2 separate regions of the Mus musculus genome follow, and region 2 is linked to region 1. The links are chromatin loops, found by intact Hi-C in ENCODE. Cell type or tissue: gastrocnemius. All regions are shown on one strand. Each heading gives the region's core, and the rest is flanking DNA. Links, peaks and the distances in the headings are about the cores only.

The links. A loop is a pair of places that touch in the nucleus more often than their neighbours do. Peaks named below come from ENCODE experiments on the same cell type or tissue, not always from the same donor. Only the 100,000 strongest peaks of a DNase experiment are listed, where the experiment ranks them.
Region 2: it touches region 1 in a loop (2.3-fold over the local background); 4 of 42 quality-filtered maps call a loop at or near these places.

The regions. Positions count from the first base shown.
Region 1 is chr10:71,213,794-71,222,124 of GRCm38, forward strand. No RefSeq gene overlaps it. Among named protein-coding and RNA genes, the nearest start is that of 1700113B09Rik, 16 kb to the left of the region's middle. In gastrocnemius, for the core only: a CTCF peak has its summit at 4,666 (motif pointing left); DNase peaks (open chromatin) are centred at 2,438, 4,649 and 4,931.
Region 2 is chr10:71,155,319-71,163,649 of GRCm38, forward strand. It overlaps Bicc1 (BicC family RNA binding protein 1), which reads right to left and starts at 4,372. Exons shown (of 21, transcript NM_031397.3): 1 at 4,103-4,372. The coding sequence starts at 4,298. It also overlaps the pseudogene Gm6331. In gastrocnemius, for the core only: no CTCF peak of the experiment used is centred there; DNase peaks (open chromatin) are centred at 3,723, 4,257 and 4,477; H3K4me3 peaks cover 3,324 bases; H3K27ac peaks cover 3,294 bases.

The DNA of each region.
Region 1 (8,331 bases), core at 25-8,024:
GGTGCCATAGTAGGGAGTCCTGGTTACACGGTCCAGAGCAGGTACTTATGGAGTGGCCCAGCGGGAACTCCTGCGGATGTCAAGGCTCTGAGATTGCAGGGTCTAAGCTCACTCAACCTTACAAGTTCTTATGCCTGTCTGGTAACAAGGTTCCCCATGCCCTACACATATTGTCAACAAAAAAATAAAATAAATGAATAAATAAATAGATATATAAATCAACAAAATGTAAATTTAATACAAAACCAAATAACAAATGGTTTTCTCATTCACAGATGTGAGCCAGTTAAAATGTGTCATGAAAGAGAAGACCCAATTGATTAATAACCAAAAACCCAGCATAAAATACCTCAAGACAGGCTGAGAGTCTGGTTGTGACAAGGTGGCAGCTGCTGCGTTCAATTTCATCTTACAGACAGACAGCTTTGCAAGCAGCAGTTGTGTGAACCCCTAATGATTTCTGGCTAGGCAGCCTTCTCTGGTAGGAACCACGCTCCAGTAGGAATCTGGCCCAGCAGAGACTTGCAGGCTGGAGTGCTTAGGCAGGGACAAGGACAGGAACCGTGTTCTTGGAGGTCCATTTCTTGGTTGCTGGGATGGTCTTTATACAAAATGGACAATACAAATCTTGAGGCTCTTGCTGTCCCCAGTCCGGTGGGATCCTGTTATGAAGGCAGTGCCCAGGATGTAGGTACCTGCTGATTCACAGCAGCTGGCTGACACTAAGTCACTGTCTTCTGAGATGCCTACCTCATTCAGTCAGGCCTTGGGAGCATTTGTGTTTGGGCCTCAATCCTAACCTTGAGCAAAGCAAGCAAGAACACCATGAAGTGATGAATTTCTTTATCTTCCTTGGCCCTTGCTACAGTCCTTCAAAACTACAGAAAATCTCAGATCTGCTTGCTGTGATCAAAGATGTACGCCGATCACACCTGGCTTTCTTAAGAAAAATGGGGGTGGGCAGAGGAAACAAGGCTTCCCTCTATCTAGAACACTTTCTGTTCCTTTCTATACATATAGCATGAATTATGTCATATGGAGATATTTTAGTCTTACTCTGGCTACTCTGGAATTCACTGTGTAGTGCAGGCTGGTCTGGAACTAGGCAATCCTGCTGAGTCACCTTCCAAAGTGCTGAGACTGGTCCTGAGCCACTGCTGTAGTCTGTAGGCCTCTTAGTTGCTAATTAAGGAATTGTTAGGTGCTGGAGAGATGATGGATCCTGAGTTCAAATCCCAGAAACCACATGGTGGCCCACAACCATCCCTAATGCAATCTGATGCCTTCTTCTGGGGTGTCTGAAGACAGCTACAGCATACTTACATATCAAATAAATTTAAAAAAATACCTCAAGACAAACATTTAACAAGAAATGGAAAACTCTGGAGGCAGAGGCAGGTGAATTAATGTAGGATAGCCTTGTCTACATAGTGAATTCTAGGACAGCCAGAGCTACATAGTGGGAACCCGTCTTGAATAGAAGGGGAAGGGGAAGGGGAAGGAATATAGAAAGTCCCATGAAGAGAGCTGTAAAGTACAGGTGAAAGGCCCACTATTAAACCTGAGCTATGGAAAGCTCACGTCATGAGAACACAAGTTTCTCCCCAGTTGGTCTATCCATCTCTTGTGATTTCAGCAAAGGCACCAAGATTTCCCATAAGGAAGAAAAGTTATTCAAAGTCACAGAAAAAGAAAGACAAAAGAGCCAGGAGCCAAGTAAGACTTGGTGCTACTGGGGAGGAAACATGCCCCCCATCAGATTAAAAAAAATAAAATTGCAAGTCTTGTACAGTGGGTTAGCATAGCATTTGTGGAAGACAAGATGAGACCAACCACCAGGCTTTAAACAGAATTTAAAGATCCAAAAATAAGTCCACGTGCATCACAAGTTAAATGCATTCAATATGGCACCCTAAATCATTAAGTTCTGTTGGGTATGAAGACAAAAGTGTGTATAAAGATGCTGGGCACAGCAGCCCACACCTGTAACCCTCAAAGTTAAGTCAGGAGGATGCCTGGGGCTTGCCTCTCAGCCAGGGTTCACCCAGGACGAGCAGGCTGAAGCAGGAGTCACTGCCTTCAGTGTGTGGTTGACCCGCTTGGAGGAGGAGGGGCAGAGACTGAATCAGGAGAGACCACCAAGGGGTCTTCCTCTCTGTCCTTGCCCTCTGTGACCACTGCAGCATTCTGATTCCAGAGGTTTTGACTCCTCAATAGGTGCTCTTGAGGGAGCAGGGAGTTTAGGCTGAGCAGAGACTGATGGGGGGTGGCTTTCAGATCCATCATGGCTTTCAAACTGAAGCCACGTCTTTCTAAAGAAACCCCAGTGAGTGATGAGCACTACATCGCACAAATGAGAGTGACCGGGCATTTCCCTGGATTCCACTCGGCTCCTTAAGCCACGCCCCTTTGGCCCCAGGTGAAATAGCATGCATGAGTGTGCAGTGGCGCCGGCCTTTAACCCCAGAGCTTGGGAGGCAGAGGCAGGCGGAATTCTGAATTCGAGGCCAGCCTGGTCTACAGAGTGAGTTCCAGTTACTTTCCAGTCACCTGACAAAACCTCCCTCAAGGGAGGAAGGGTTTATTCTGGCTGACAGTCTGCGGGAGCAGACTATCACTGCAGGTCTTAAAGGCGGCATCTCAAATCACTTGGTTTGTTCAACCGGTATGAAGACAGAAGTGAGTATGGATAAAAATGCTGGGCACTGTAGCCCACATCTATAACCCCAAAACTGTGGAGGCAGAGATGGGATCACCCCTGGGGCTTGTGGATCAACTAGGGTTCACCCAGGACCAGCAGGCAAAAGCAGGAGTTACTGCCTTGACAGGTGTGATTAACCTCGATCTAGAAACTCCCTCACAGACATGCCCAGAGGTTTGTTACCATGGAGATTCTAATCGCCATCAAGGTAACAAGATCAACCATCCTTTCTTTTTCCTTCGTCTTCCAACACATGCTCTTTAGGAACACCCACGATTTCCTACTTAGATGTATCTGCTTCCACCACGGTTCAACTGACACAAAAGGTCTCAGATCTAAGCCCCAGTTTGGGGGCCAGTGAGATGGGCCAGCTATAAGGGCAACTAGTGCCAAGCGTCTAACCTGAGTTTGAGCCTGGATCCCCACATGCTATACAGAGAGAGAATGCTGCAAGTTGTTACAAGTTGTCCTATGACCTACACACACACACACACACACACACACAGCCCGTACCTCTTTGTTTTTCCCACTATTCTGGCATCCAGCAAGCCCCCAGCTTTCCTCCTATCTCTGTCCCCCAGTGCTGGGCTTATAAGCACACACAGCTATTCTCAGTCGCTTCATGTGTGTGCTGAGTCCTTCTGCAAGCGTAAATTCTCTTACCCACTGAGCTATCTATGCAGCTCCAGGTTCTATATTTCTAATGCTGGTCTGAGAACCACAGCAGGGAACCCAGGCCAGCTGGGCTTCACACACAGGAAGCCCTGGGAGGTAGATGAGGATATCAGCAGCTCCCCTCAAACCTGTCTGGCTCGCTGTGGACCCCAGGCAAGCCATGCTAGACTGTGAGCAGGCTCAGCTCCTGATAACCCACTCTAGGCTGTCTCCATGTCTAAGTCGGTGCTTGTTAGAAGAGCTGGGGCTATAAGCTTGACCTTCAGCGTTGGCCCTGTCACCCACCATATCCCTGTGCCATTAGCGGGAGGGGGAGGGAGGCAGTCACTCCCTGTGGAAGCAGGGACAAGTCACAGTGGTCATGAAGGAAGTGTGGCTTCACGGTGGGACGCCCTCTGAGTCACCTAATGGGACTCAGTCAGAGACCCAGATGACAGTGCTGGATTCAGGTTATAGCTGTTGCTCACCTTCAGCCGCTGTATCACTCGGGGTCAGTGTCAGAGATAAAACCCACTTTAATTAAATAGGAAGAGACTGAAGGAATGCAGGAGACTGGCTCCAGACAAAATAGGAAGGCCAGAAAAGCGCACATGCTCGTGTGTGTGTGTGTGTGTGTGTGTGTGTGTGTGTGTGTGTGAGTGTGTGTGAGAGAGAGAGTGTGTGTGTGTGCGTGTGCATGCGCGCGCTCAGGAAGCAGAGAGAAGCGCTAGGAACTGGCCTCTGCGGTGCAGACAGCCAGCCCTGCTATAACCAAGATGGTGGAGTCAGAAAACTGTTCCTGGGACTGACAGCGGTCAGGGAGCGAGGCTGCCTTCAAAGCTGTCTCCTTCGAAGCCACACTGCTGCTACGAAAAACCCTTGCCTGCCCACACGCGGTGCCTCGTCACCCTTGAAGCCAGCAACTAAGTAGCTAGGGAAAGCATACTTCCTCCACACGTAGACCGCTGTGCCTTCCAAATGTTCCGTGGCCTGTCTGAGGAGCCACACTGCAATCACATCTGGGACCTCTGTTTCCCGACCCTTGTAAGTACTGGAGACATGTCAGGAGGCGCAGGAAGAGCTAAGGCACCAGGAACCTCAGCCAGCTCCCTGTATCTTTGGAGGAATTGGGGGTGGGGGTGGGGAGTAGGCTATTACCTGAACAGGAAAAGGTATCTCCTGGCTTAAAAACAGAGGCAACTGAGCAAGAAGAGAGATGTGTATAGCCCCAGGGACTTGAGCTGGTCATCAGCCTGAGCCCTTGGATTTGTCAAATGCTGCCTTCTGCTGCCCTCTAGTGTTTGCGGAACAAACTGCTTCTCCACCTGATACTAAGAACTCCCCCGATGCCAGGAAAAGCCTCCCAGACTAGTCGACAAAATTACAACTCATCTGATCAGTTGACATTCGGGTCACACTTGCCCCAAATGTTACTGTCTTAGCTCTCCTGCTGTAAGATATTTATCCTCTGTAATTAGAGGGGTTCATGATGTCATGGTTCTGGTGGGCTATGGCTTCCCAGGAAGCCGTACTAGAAAGCATCTGATTTGTTGCACATTTGCTTGTCTTGACAAAGCCCTGAGCCCTGCCCCCACCCCACCCGTCATCTCCACGGTTGGAGATTGGAGGGTAAGATCTGTGTTTTTTTTCAGGACTCAGCCAGTAAGAAACAAGTGGCCGTCAACAAGCAGAGTCTTGAAATGACAGACTTGTTACCAACCAACAAACTGAAGTCATTGTGTTGACAGTTTTCAATCTAGAGACTCGATGTACCAATCAGAATTGTGGAGTCTGATCTGCTGAAGTATCCTGCCTGCCTCCCTGGTTAGGTCCCCAGTGTTGCATCTGGGATTCCACAGGATGGAGGGTCTGTCTGTCTGGCCCAGTGGGTAAGACTGGGAGCTGCTACTCCTGGATTAGCCTTCCATCACCGTCTCTCTCTTTCCCTCATCATCATTTGTGTTAAACTAGAGCCTGCTTTTAGATCTTCCTATAAGGAAGACGGCCGAGAGCAGGTCTCTTTGGACAATTTGGTTCTGTCCACAGTAGGGCAGAGGTCAGCAGCACATTTATCAACTCTCCCTTTGCCTACGGCCCCTTCAGCACACAATTCTCTTTAAGTCTCTACCCAGTCGGCTTCCAAATGGGTCTTCAAAACTGCCCTGAGTGTGGCTTCAGTGCCTTTTGTGAGAACTGTCTCTACCCCAACACCACGCTCTCTGAGAACCTCTAAATATTTGCAAACACTTTGACACAGTTTCAAACCACCGCAAGCTGGAGATGTCAACAGAAACCACTTCTTAAATATTCTGCTTAGCCAGCAAAGCCTTTTAGCTTCCAGGTGCCTGGGCTGTCCCCTTCCTGCCTCTCCGAAGCACCAGGCTGTTAGGAGAAAGGCATTTATTTGCAAACAAGGCCAGACAGAGATCAGAGGTCCCCTGCATGGCTTGGGGACACACACCACACTGTCATCACACACATCTGCTGTTTGCTTTCCTCCTGGGGAAGAGATGGGCTCCCCTTGAGGCAGAGATGATGAAAGGCTGCAGGGGGGTAGGGGTGAAGGCATGGGGGGACGGGACAGGGTGACAGCAAGCTTGAAGCTGCATGTGGGGTCAGGGCCTGTGTACTCAGGTCTCTTGGAGGTTGATCTGCTGATCTACTTCAAGGCTTTGGAATCGGAATCCCGGGATGTCGTCCCGCTGGGTTCTCAGGGGAAATTCTCAAGGGCTTGAGGTGGTGGCCTAGCCACAGAAGTGAGACCATAGAGGGACAAACACTTAGAAAAAGAGGCAGTCTCACGCTGTTGTTATGATGAGAACAACTGCCAGACCCCTGTGATGAGCGGGACAGAGGACAGGAGTGTGCCTCTGAGGGACAAGTCAGGGTGGCATAAACAATCATATCATTTGCAGAGAGAATTTCCTGGAAACAAATCAAGGTAGCTGCTACAATACCACAACATGCATTCAGTTAAAGATTATTTGGACCCACATTGCTAGCTGGTGTGTAGATGGAACCACCTGTGCCTGCGACTACAGCGCCACAGATCACAAGTCACAGATGCGAATGCTAATACTCTGCTTTAACAAATCCATCTGGATCACTTAGGAGCAGAAAATGAGATGTGTGAGTCTATTCATTGAAGTGGGTTCTGTAATGCCAAACTTTAGAAACCACCCTTCAATGACCTACTTATGGTATAGCCACAGTGGAACAGGATGCAGTCTAAAAGATGACAGAGCCAGTCAGTGGTGGCACGAGCCTTTAATCCCAGCACTCAGGAAGCAGAGACAGAAGGATCTCTGAGATTGAGACCAGCCTAGTATAGAGTGAGTTCCAGGACAGTCAGGACTATGCAGAGAAACCCTGCCTCGAAAAACCAACCTAACAAATAAACAGACAAAAAGATGAAGTTTCAGATCAGACTGTATATTATGCTATCACTCAAGGCTAACCAAGCAGAGTGAGTCAGGGGATAAAGAGGGACCAAGTTCTTCTGATAAGCAGCCTTCCCTCTCCCACCCCCCCACCGTCAGCTACATTTCCAGAGGTCCCTTCACAGGGTAGGCTGGGTAGAGAAAAATACATACATACATACATACATACATACATACATACACACACACACACACACACACACACACAACCTTTCTTTTTCCTGTGTATCACAATTTGCATGTTAATGAACATAAGACTTAGGCAGGGATTGAGGGATGGCTCAGTGGCTAAAACACTTGTGACACGGATATAAGGACCGGAGTTCACATCCTAGAATCCCATGTGGAACATAGACATACAGGAAGAGAGTTTTGTAACAGGAGAATCTCCAGAGAGCTCAGGCAGGTCAGCTACCCTGTCAGGCTCAGAGGCAAAACTAAGAGGGGCTTGTCTCAAACAAGGTAGAAGAGGGAGTGTAACACCCCAGGTTATAACGAGAGGCACCTTTAGAGACTGTGGTAAGCCTGGCCTCCTCGGGTCTAGAATTGTGTTTGCTAACAGGCTGTTTCATAGCTATTTAATCTAAATTTAAATATTCCCGCTTGGGAGAGAGAAGGAGGCTAACAAAACTCTTTAAAAAGTTATCACTCCATGATGTCATGCCAGCTATGTCATTACCCCAAATTGTATGTCCCAATGTGGCAAGTAGGTGCTTTATAAGAAAACAAAGTTATACATCAAGACGTTCGCAGATACGTTGGTTGGAACACTGGGTGGCCAGCTAAGGCAAAGTGGAACAATCTCTGCTACAGGCCCAGGGTGTTATCTGTCAGCATTCCTAGCCCTTTCATTGGTGAGAGCTAGGGATGTCTCTGTATATTCCAAATGTGCTGCCTACATCTGTTGAAGGGCAGCCAGAGTCTTTGCTCTCTGGAAAAGCTTTCTCAGATAAACATACCCACAGAGCATTCTAAATCCAGTCATGGTAATAGTTAACACCACAGCTATCACAGAACTCAACACCAAATCCCACATTCATTAGCCATGTGACCTGATAAAATAACCTATAGAAAAGGAGCGTCCCCGTTGCTTTGAATAACAGTCTAAATGGCATCCACTAGCCAGAAGTGCTCAAACACAAACCCTGGAGCCTGTGGGTATATCCTTATATCCCATAGGAGAATCCTGGATGACAAGAAGAAACCATCCATGTTAAAGAATAGGAGAGAGAACTTGGGATACAGCGCAGATGGAAGACAAAGTAAGGACAGGGTCAAAGATGCAACCACTGTAAGCTCAGGACTCCCCAGAAGCTCTGAGGAACATAAGATTATTAGGGCTGAGAGGCGGCTCAGTAGTTAGGGGCTCTTGTTGCTCTACCAGAGAACCCGAGTCTGGATCCTAGCACCTATGTCGGGCAGCTCAAGAGCATCTCAAACTCTAGTTTGGGGGATCTGATGCCCTCTTCTGGCCACTATAGGACACTTATGCTCACATGTATTTACATACACATGTACATGGTGCACACAAAGACA
Region 2 (8,331 bases), core at 203-8,202, 58 kb before region 1:
GTTCCTTGAAGCTGTAGTTACAGGCAATTGGGAGCTGCCAGATGTAGGGGCTGGATACAGAATTGAGCTCCTCTGTAAGAGCAGCAAGTGTTCTTAACCGCTGGGCAATCTCTCCAGCCTCCACTGTGATATTTTATATGCACCTTTTTTTTTCTCCTAATTGTTACAACCACTTCAAGGTTCCAAAACAGCTCCTAACATTCCTTTTTAGAAAAGATAGCATCAGGTAATAAAATCCCAACATACAAGTCTTGATCCTGCCCAAAGCCCTGTATATGTACCCACCGTCCTTCATAACGCTATTTGGTTTCTTAATATTTGTTAGCCTTGATGAAGCACCAGCTAGAAAACTCTACTCGCTTAAGCTTTCCTCACTTCCGGAACGTCTGCATCTTCTCGTGTTTTTGCTTCGTATTGCTTCCACCTCCACAACAGTATCTAAGGAAGGATGGCCAGTCACAGGAAGCTATATGGTGATGTTTGCTGAGTTTAGGTCCATGGCACATTTGCGGCTTGCAGAGCTAGCCAGCACTGGTAACCAGCCCTCCTGCTTAGGCAGAACAGGGTCCCAATTTGTCCCCAATTTGTCCCAGCGCTGTGAAAACCCTACATGGTTTCTGAAGTCTTCCTTGTCTTAGAGGTTTGTAAAGCTCGCTGGAATCAATCTCTTTTACAAACCTCTACCTCCCTCCACCCCCTCTCTCCTTTACTACTCTGCTGAAATACCTTAGGATGCAACCCTGAAAATGTTTATGCTTCTACACTCTCTATGGGGGGAATTCTCGTTCTCAACTGGACACGTGATTTGTGATGACAAAGATGAAGTACTCATGCAGGGATCCCATCTTTGACGCTGTTCCCTGGCAGGAACCACCACTGTATCCTAGACACTGGACCACTTCCCATCTCTTTCAAAGCAATCCCTCCTTTAAGCAGAATATAATTCATTTAACTGATTGATGTGAATCAACACCACGACTCCTTCTCCTATCAAAATGCTGAGGGCTAGTTATGAAAGAAATAGAACATGATGATCCCTTACCACCAAAAAATGCTGGACATGGCATCCATCCCAAGGTGAGCATGCCCATGAAAAATCTAAACTCAAAAGTAAATTCCCATGCAAAAAAAAAAAAAAAAAAAGAGAGAGAGAGAGAGAGAGAGAATCACTGACTAACAAGATCAATAATTATCATCAAGATACCAACGAAAATGCCAGACATTCTTTATGGCAATTTCAAAGTAGTTGGTTTTTTAAGGAAGGAAAAAAAACTAGTAATTTTCCCTATATTTTGGTCTAGTGGTTTTTATGTATATCAATTAGACTCCGTGATCATACAAGAATGGTATTTTATTTCTTTGACTACGACCCTACTGCCCATTTTAACCTCAGTGAATTTTTGGTCCATTACATAGAAGACTCTCTCTACTAATAAAAATGCGACCTATTAAAGATTAACTTGCCCCCAGGACAGTCTCTCTAAAAACAAATTCCAAGCATTATAATCGACGATTTACACTCTGAAGACTTGAAGGCCAACAACCTTACTTACCCTGGAAGTTTTAAAATGGAAAATCCCATATACTTTTAAAGGCTATTGTAAAAAGAAAAAAATGTAAATCACAAATTCACAATAACCAGAAATACAAACAAATGTAACTTCTCCGTCCTTGATCCTTTCCACAGGAAGAGTTTCCACCTAAAAATACCTTTTTTTTTTTTTGCCAGATATCAGTTTTTATCTATTTTGCTTTTGCAACTCTGAACTGCAAACGATCTGTGCTCCCCAACTATCTGTCAAATATATCTCACATGTTACAAACTGTGGTATGTACTTGAAATGAGCTGGACCCAGGAGGTAACGCTGCTTTGTGAAGTTCTTGGCATTTACCAACACTTCAGCAGATCTTGTTCCTTGGGCATCAAATGTTTCACTTCCTCCAAAAAAACTACAAAGGTTCTTTAAAAAAAATCAATTTCTATTTTACAAGAGGGGAAACTGAGGGCAGAGAGAAGCTTGGGAGCTTGCCCACGGTCCCACAGAGATTTGAATGCTAGTCTGAGCAACTCTGAGGCTCATTCCCGCTATAGCATAAAGAAAATAAACACAAGATCACCCTTGGTTCACAAATGTGGTGATTCTGTGGAATCTTATGTGGATGGGTAAGAGTAATGAGCTTCCACGGTGCACTGTGCCCTCGATGGGTCCTATCCTCTATGACTTCAGGGCTTATTTTGCCAACAAGGTAATGTATTTGTTAAGTAACTCTGGAAAAAGACTCAAAGAACTTTCCAAGCACTAAGTGCTTAACTCATTATGTATAGGTCAATACAGGCTCACTGCTAAACATTTGACCACTGAAAAGTGATTCAGGCCTTCAGATGTTAAAATGGCCTGCCTAAAACAGGGTTAACAACAGTTCATGTTTTCTGAATATTCTACCCATATTTCATTGAATCAAAAATGAAAATTCACTGAAAAGAAAAATCCCCTAGGAGAACTCAGATTTTACAAGTGAGCTGCCCAGAAACTGGCACCCACCGCAGCATCTGTGCAGGGTATCCCTGAAGGATGAGACCGCCATATTCTGAGGAATCACCCTTTCTGTTTCCAACACAAGAAAGTTGGATCAGCCAGGGAATCTTCCGGTTCACTACGATCTTACAATCCATCTGCAACATAATTGTAACATTTTGTTTGTAACCCCCCAAAACTAGGCAATGATCTTACAATCCATCTGCAACATAATTGTAACATTTTGTTTGTAACCCCCCAAAACTAGGCAGACTCGTGGAACTAATAAGGAAGCTTCACAAATGAAAAATTCCTGAAATGTAACCCGGCTTCAATTTTCAGATCTATTACTTTCCTCCAAAGTTACATAATCTCAGGGGGAAAAAAAAAAAAAAAAAAACACAAGACATGACATTTGGAATGTTTATCAATACAAATAAGCAACAAAGGAGAGGAGTTCTCGGCCCTTCCAGAACCGCCTGCCAAGCACTCCTGATACTTATTTCCACCAAGTTATTGTTTAGGAAAACATGTTGTTCTCTCTTAAAATAACCCTCTTAATTGTTCCGAGAAGCCACTGCATTTCCAGAGAGGAATAACTTGCTCCCATACTGCGATACATTGACAGATAAAGTCAAAATAAGTCACGCAGACAGCAATAAAAGCGAGTCTGTGGACCTCCAAGCTTCCCGGGATGAAGGATGAGAGCTACCGAATCCTCACCTCTCTCCCTTCCTGGGAGCAGGGGCCAGATCTCCTCAAGTCTTAAAAATAATGCACATTCCAGCTACCTCATCTCTGCCTTTGGATGTGGGAGGTGAGCCACACAGGTAGGCTGCGAATGGACATTTTTAAAGGTCAAAATGACCTTGGATCTGTTACTGCTCACTCTAATCCTAAAGCAATAAATCAGCATTTGCTTCCGATCCAGTGTGGAGAAAGTTTCTCTTCCTGGGAAAATCCCAGAAACTCTATAAAGAATTTGAAAAAAATTTTTTTTAAATTAAAAACCCAAAATATGAAAGTCAAGTCAGACTCCCACAGCTGCAAGGGAGAAGTTTATGGACTGAATGTAACTCAAGATGTCTTTTAGGACTGCCCTGACACATGCTACCCTGACACATGCTACCCTCGCACTGCCAGGGCACAGATCCCCACGCCTGGGTGACTTGCTCCAGCTCAAGACTCCGGCGTGGGGGCGGGGGCTCCCAGCTGAAGCCTTGACATCTGCAGCGCTTTTCCAGGCGACGAGAGCAGGCCCTAGCTGGAGGAAGCGGATACTAAGGAGGGGAGGGAAAAGACGCGGCAGGGGTGGCAGAGATTCCAGGCTGCGGGAAGCCGGGCAAAGTCCCGCACACTGGGCGGTCCCGTAGTGTAAGGATGCCACGGCCCAGATGTCCCAGCTGCAGCTGGCACCGCCGCGGTCCTAACAGCAACTTCGGAGCTGCAGCACAAACTCGGGCCTCCAGCTCCTCGGATCCGAGCAAGCTGACAAAGTTGGGGGGGAGGGAGGGTGTCCCGTGAGCGGACTGAGAGACGATCCTGTGGCGGACTTGGGAGAGGATTAGGAGCAGGGGCATGCCTACCTTGGAGCATGGCCTCGAGTTTCTTCCTGTCCACGCGGAAGCGCTCCTCGCTCCACTCCGGGCTGTGCAAGAGGGGCGCCGCGGCCACCAGATCGTCCTCGGAGCCGGCCACCGGCGAGTCGGTGCTGCGCTCGCTGTTGGAGCCGGGGTCCGACTGCGCCGCCGCCAGGTAGCCCGGCTCGCTCTGCGAGGCCATGGTGCGAGCGGCGCTCGGGCTGCCGCCGCCCCGGCCCCGGCCGATGTGGCTCGGCGCGCCGCAGCGCTAGCTCGTGCCCCCGCCGCCGCCGTGGCCGCGGGAAGCCCTGCGCATCCCCGCCTCGGGCGCCGCCCCCCGCCCCGCCGCGCCGATCGCCTGCGCCCCGGCCCCCGCCCGCCCGCAGCGCCCGCTCCGAGCGCACAGAGCCGCCCGCGCCTCCGGCCGCCGCCAGCCCCGCCGCCGCCTCGCGCGCTCATTGGCCGGCCAGGCCCACGGGGAGCAGCGGGCGGGAGCGGCCAGCCCGCGCCCTCTCACACGCACCACGTCCACACGCCGCGCGGCGCCGCCCGGAATGCCTGACCCATCGCGTGGACCCTCGGGCTCTCGGACCCCCTCACCCAGTTCGAGCCTAGCGCTCCTGGGGTGCCCCGCCAGACGCCCTCGTCACTTACTGCCACTTTTTTGTACTTTGATGGAGACTCCATCAAAACTCACAAACTTTGATGGAGACTCCATCAAAAACTCACTCCTGCCAGGCGTACAAGCTTGCTTATCCACACCCGAATCCCTTACTGTCACTTTTCTATCCCTATACCCGAATTCCATCCCTCTCCATACTCAGAATACTCCAAACTTAGATCAAGTTCACCCCAAAGTGCTCAAAGGGTATGCTCCCAAGTCCAGTCCTATTTACAGACCCTCAGAACACCCTGAGTCTGTCCCACAAGCCTGAATGAGAATAGAGAGTAATAAAAGGAGATCTGGGGACAAGAGGGATTGATGACCAACTTTTGCAGATGTCAGAGTAGACTTGACTTGTGTGCACCTAATCGGTCCAATCCAAAGATACCTTCGCCAGATGTGCCCTTCTCTGACTTTAATTTCAGGCCTTGATTCAACAAGACACTACTTTCGCCACCTTAAGCATCTATCTCTGTCTGAGATCACAGAAATGGCTGGCTCATTCTCTAGACAGGCTGGGAGCTCCTCTCTGTTCTAGGCGGCCCACAGATGAAAGCCTCGCAACTTCTGATGCTGACTGCCCGCCAGCCCACGCACCATCACTCTCAAAGCGGAGCATAGAGCTCAGAGGATGAAGTCCTGCTGTGAGCTTGGAACACTCGCCCCCACGCCACACAGAATCGTACTGCCTTTTATTAAATGACCAAACGCACAAGAGTATCTGTTCTACGTAGGAGGATGATGGTGTTAAATATGGTAGAAAAGCACTGTGCTACCGAGGGAAGAAGTAGGTTTACAAGTGGGGTGAGCCATAGGGTTCACCTGGGGCCCATAGATAATCATACAGTGTGTGTTTGAATCAAAACTCTTACAGGGGGCTGGAGACGTGACTCAGAACATAAGTACACTGGCTGTCAAGCCAGACAACCTGAGTTAGACCCTCAGGCCTCACATGGTGGAAAGAGAGGCCCAATGCAGGCAAGTTGTCCTTTTTGGCCATACCAAGAGCACTTTGGAATAACACTCTCACACGCATACACAAATAGATAATAAAACGGAACTTTAACATATCTCCAGCTGGAGAGATGGTTCAGCCGTTATAGAGTTCTTGGTGCTTTTCCTGGGGACCAGAGTTCCATTCCCAGAGCCCACCTTGCAGGGCTCACAACTGCCTGTAACTCCAGCTCAGCTGTGTTTGGTGCCCTCTTCTGACTTCTTCTGGCACCTGCACTTGAGGACATGTACACACACACACACACACACACCATAGATAGATAGATAGATAGATAGATAGATAGATAGATAGATAGATAGATAGATAGATGGATGGATGGATGGATGGATGGATGGATGGATGGATGGATGGATGGATGGATGGATGGGTGGGTGGGTGGGTGGGTGGGTGGGTGGGTGGGTAGAGGAGGAATGGGATGCATCTTTCCCTTGGTTCCTGCTACAATGAGAAAACCAGCAGAGCCAGGACATGGAAGTGGGGGACTGGATGATGAGAGTTTCAAGTACGAGGTGAGTTAAAAGAAGAGAGTTCAAGCTCGAGACGCCCCAATCAGTCCAGTCAGGGGTTCTATCTTCATTCTCACAACAAAGGGAAAGTACACAAACATTTTAGGTTAAAGGTGGTGTGGTTAAATACGATCATTAAAGAGGCGCCAGTGTATTTCAGAGGACATTGCAAGGCAAGGAGAGAAGAGTTGGAACAATGTAGACGATACATGGGAATCTTAGACCGTAACAATGCCAATGGTATCTGAGGCAGGGACAGTGTAGAGAGGCATGAGAGGATTGTGGGAAGCCTTCCTGTGTGTCATCAGTTACACTGGCATTGGATGAGACATGGGATGATGGGAAAGGTATGTCTACAGGATTACAGCTGACACAGAGCTTGGTGCTGTGAGCTGAATTAGAGATTACTGGGAGATTGTTGTACCAGAGGAATGACTACAATGTCCTCCTCAACCTAGTGAGGATAGGGCATCATTGAGAACTCCGAAAATATGTCAGATAGACAATCGGATATGATGGTCTGGGCTATACAGATGGGGGAAAGACTATGATTTTTGCCTGTATGCAATCATTCTAGTGAGATGCAGGCATCGGGCGTGGCTGGTTAAAGAGAAGAAAAATAAATAAAGCTTAGGAGAGAGTTAAGTAAGCATTCTTTTGTGGGCTGCTCACATATCAGACACAGGACACGGGGCAAGATAGAATCGGCAGTAAGAGAAAGGAGAAAAGGCTAGCGTGGGTTTTGTGATGTCGGCCCAGGAGAAAGATGGTTTCTCAAATGAGAACACAGCCATGCCTGTGCACTGTGGGGAGGTTGATATGCTCTTTACTAGAAATCACTGAGACTTTAGAAGCAGCCTGGAGGGCTGGAGAGATGGCTCAGCAGTTAAGAGCACTGTCTGTTCTTTCTAAGGTCCTGAGTTCAAATCCCAGCAACCACATGGTGGCTCACAGCGATCCATAATGAGATCCAATGTCCTCTTCTGGTGTGTCTGGTCACCTTAGATATAATAATAAATAAATCTTTAGGCCGGAGCAAACGGAGCTGACCGGAATGAGTAGAGGTCCAGAATTCAAATTCCCAGCAACCACATGATGGTTCACATTTTTAAAAAAAGGAGGAGGAGGAGGAGGAGGAGGAGGAGAAGAAGAAGAAGGAAGAAGAAGAAAAGAAGAAAAGAAGAAAAAGAAGAAGAGACTTCTGCTTGTGCGGATTTCAGGTCGGAGGGAGCATTTCTAAGGAACACCCCAGGACCCGCCCACTTCATCTCAGCAGCCTTTAGACACTGTAGAATTGATAGTGTGGACTAGCATTGGACTTTTTCAAGATGAGCTTCCTCTTGCCCAAACTGACCAGCAAGAAAGAAGTAGAGCAGGCGATCGAAAGCACTGTGGAGAAGGTGTTGGCTCTCAGGTTTGGGAGGGGTGAGGACCCCATCTGTCTGCAGCTGGATGATATTCTCTCAAAGACTTCAGCCGACCTGAGTAAAATGGCTGCTATTTAGCTGGTGGATGTGGACCACATGCCGGTTTACACACAGTATTTTGACATCAGTTACATTCCCTCTACCGTATTTTTCTTCAATGGGCAGCACATGAAGGTGGATTATGGGTCTCCGGATCACACTAAATTCGTAGGAAGCTTCAAAACCAAACAAGACTTCATAGATTTGATTGAAGTCATCTACCAGGGAGCGATGAGGGGGAAACTTATTGTCCAGAGTCCTGTTGATCCCAAGAATGTGCCCAAATATGACCTCCTCTATCAAGACATTTAACACACCCACTGCTGTTGGAGCTGAAAGAAGCAGAGGTCGAAACAGGACCTGAACCCAGAGGGAATGTGGTCTGGAGTCCCTCAGAGACATGTTCACTGCCTGAGCAAAGAGATTTGCGGTGTCTGTAATCAACGGGCCCTTTGCACCAGCCCCAGTGCTCCAAGAATCGGGATGCCTGAGCGTCCGTTCCCTGAGAGCCTCACAGCAGTGAGGCAGGAGCCCAAGCGGTACCTGTTCGTGACTTCCGTTTATCTTGACTTTGCTTTACCCGT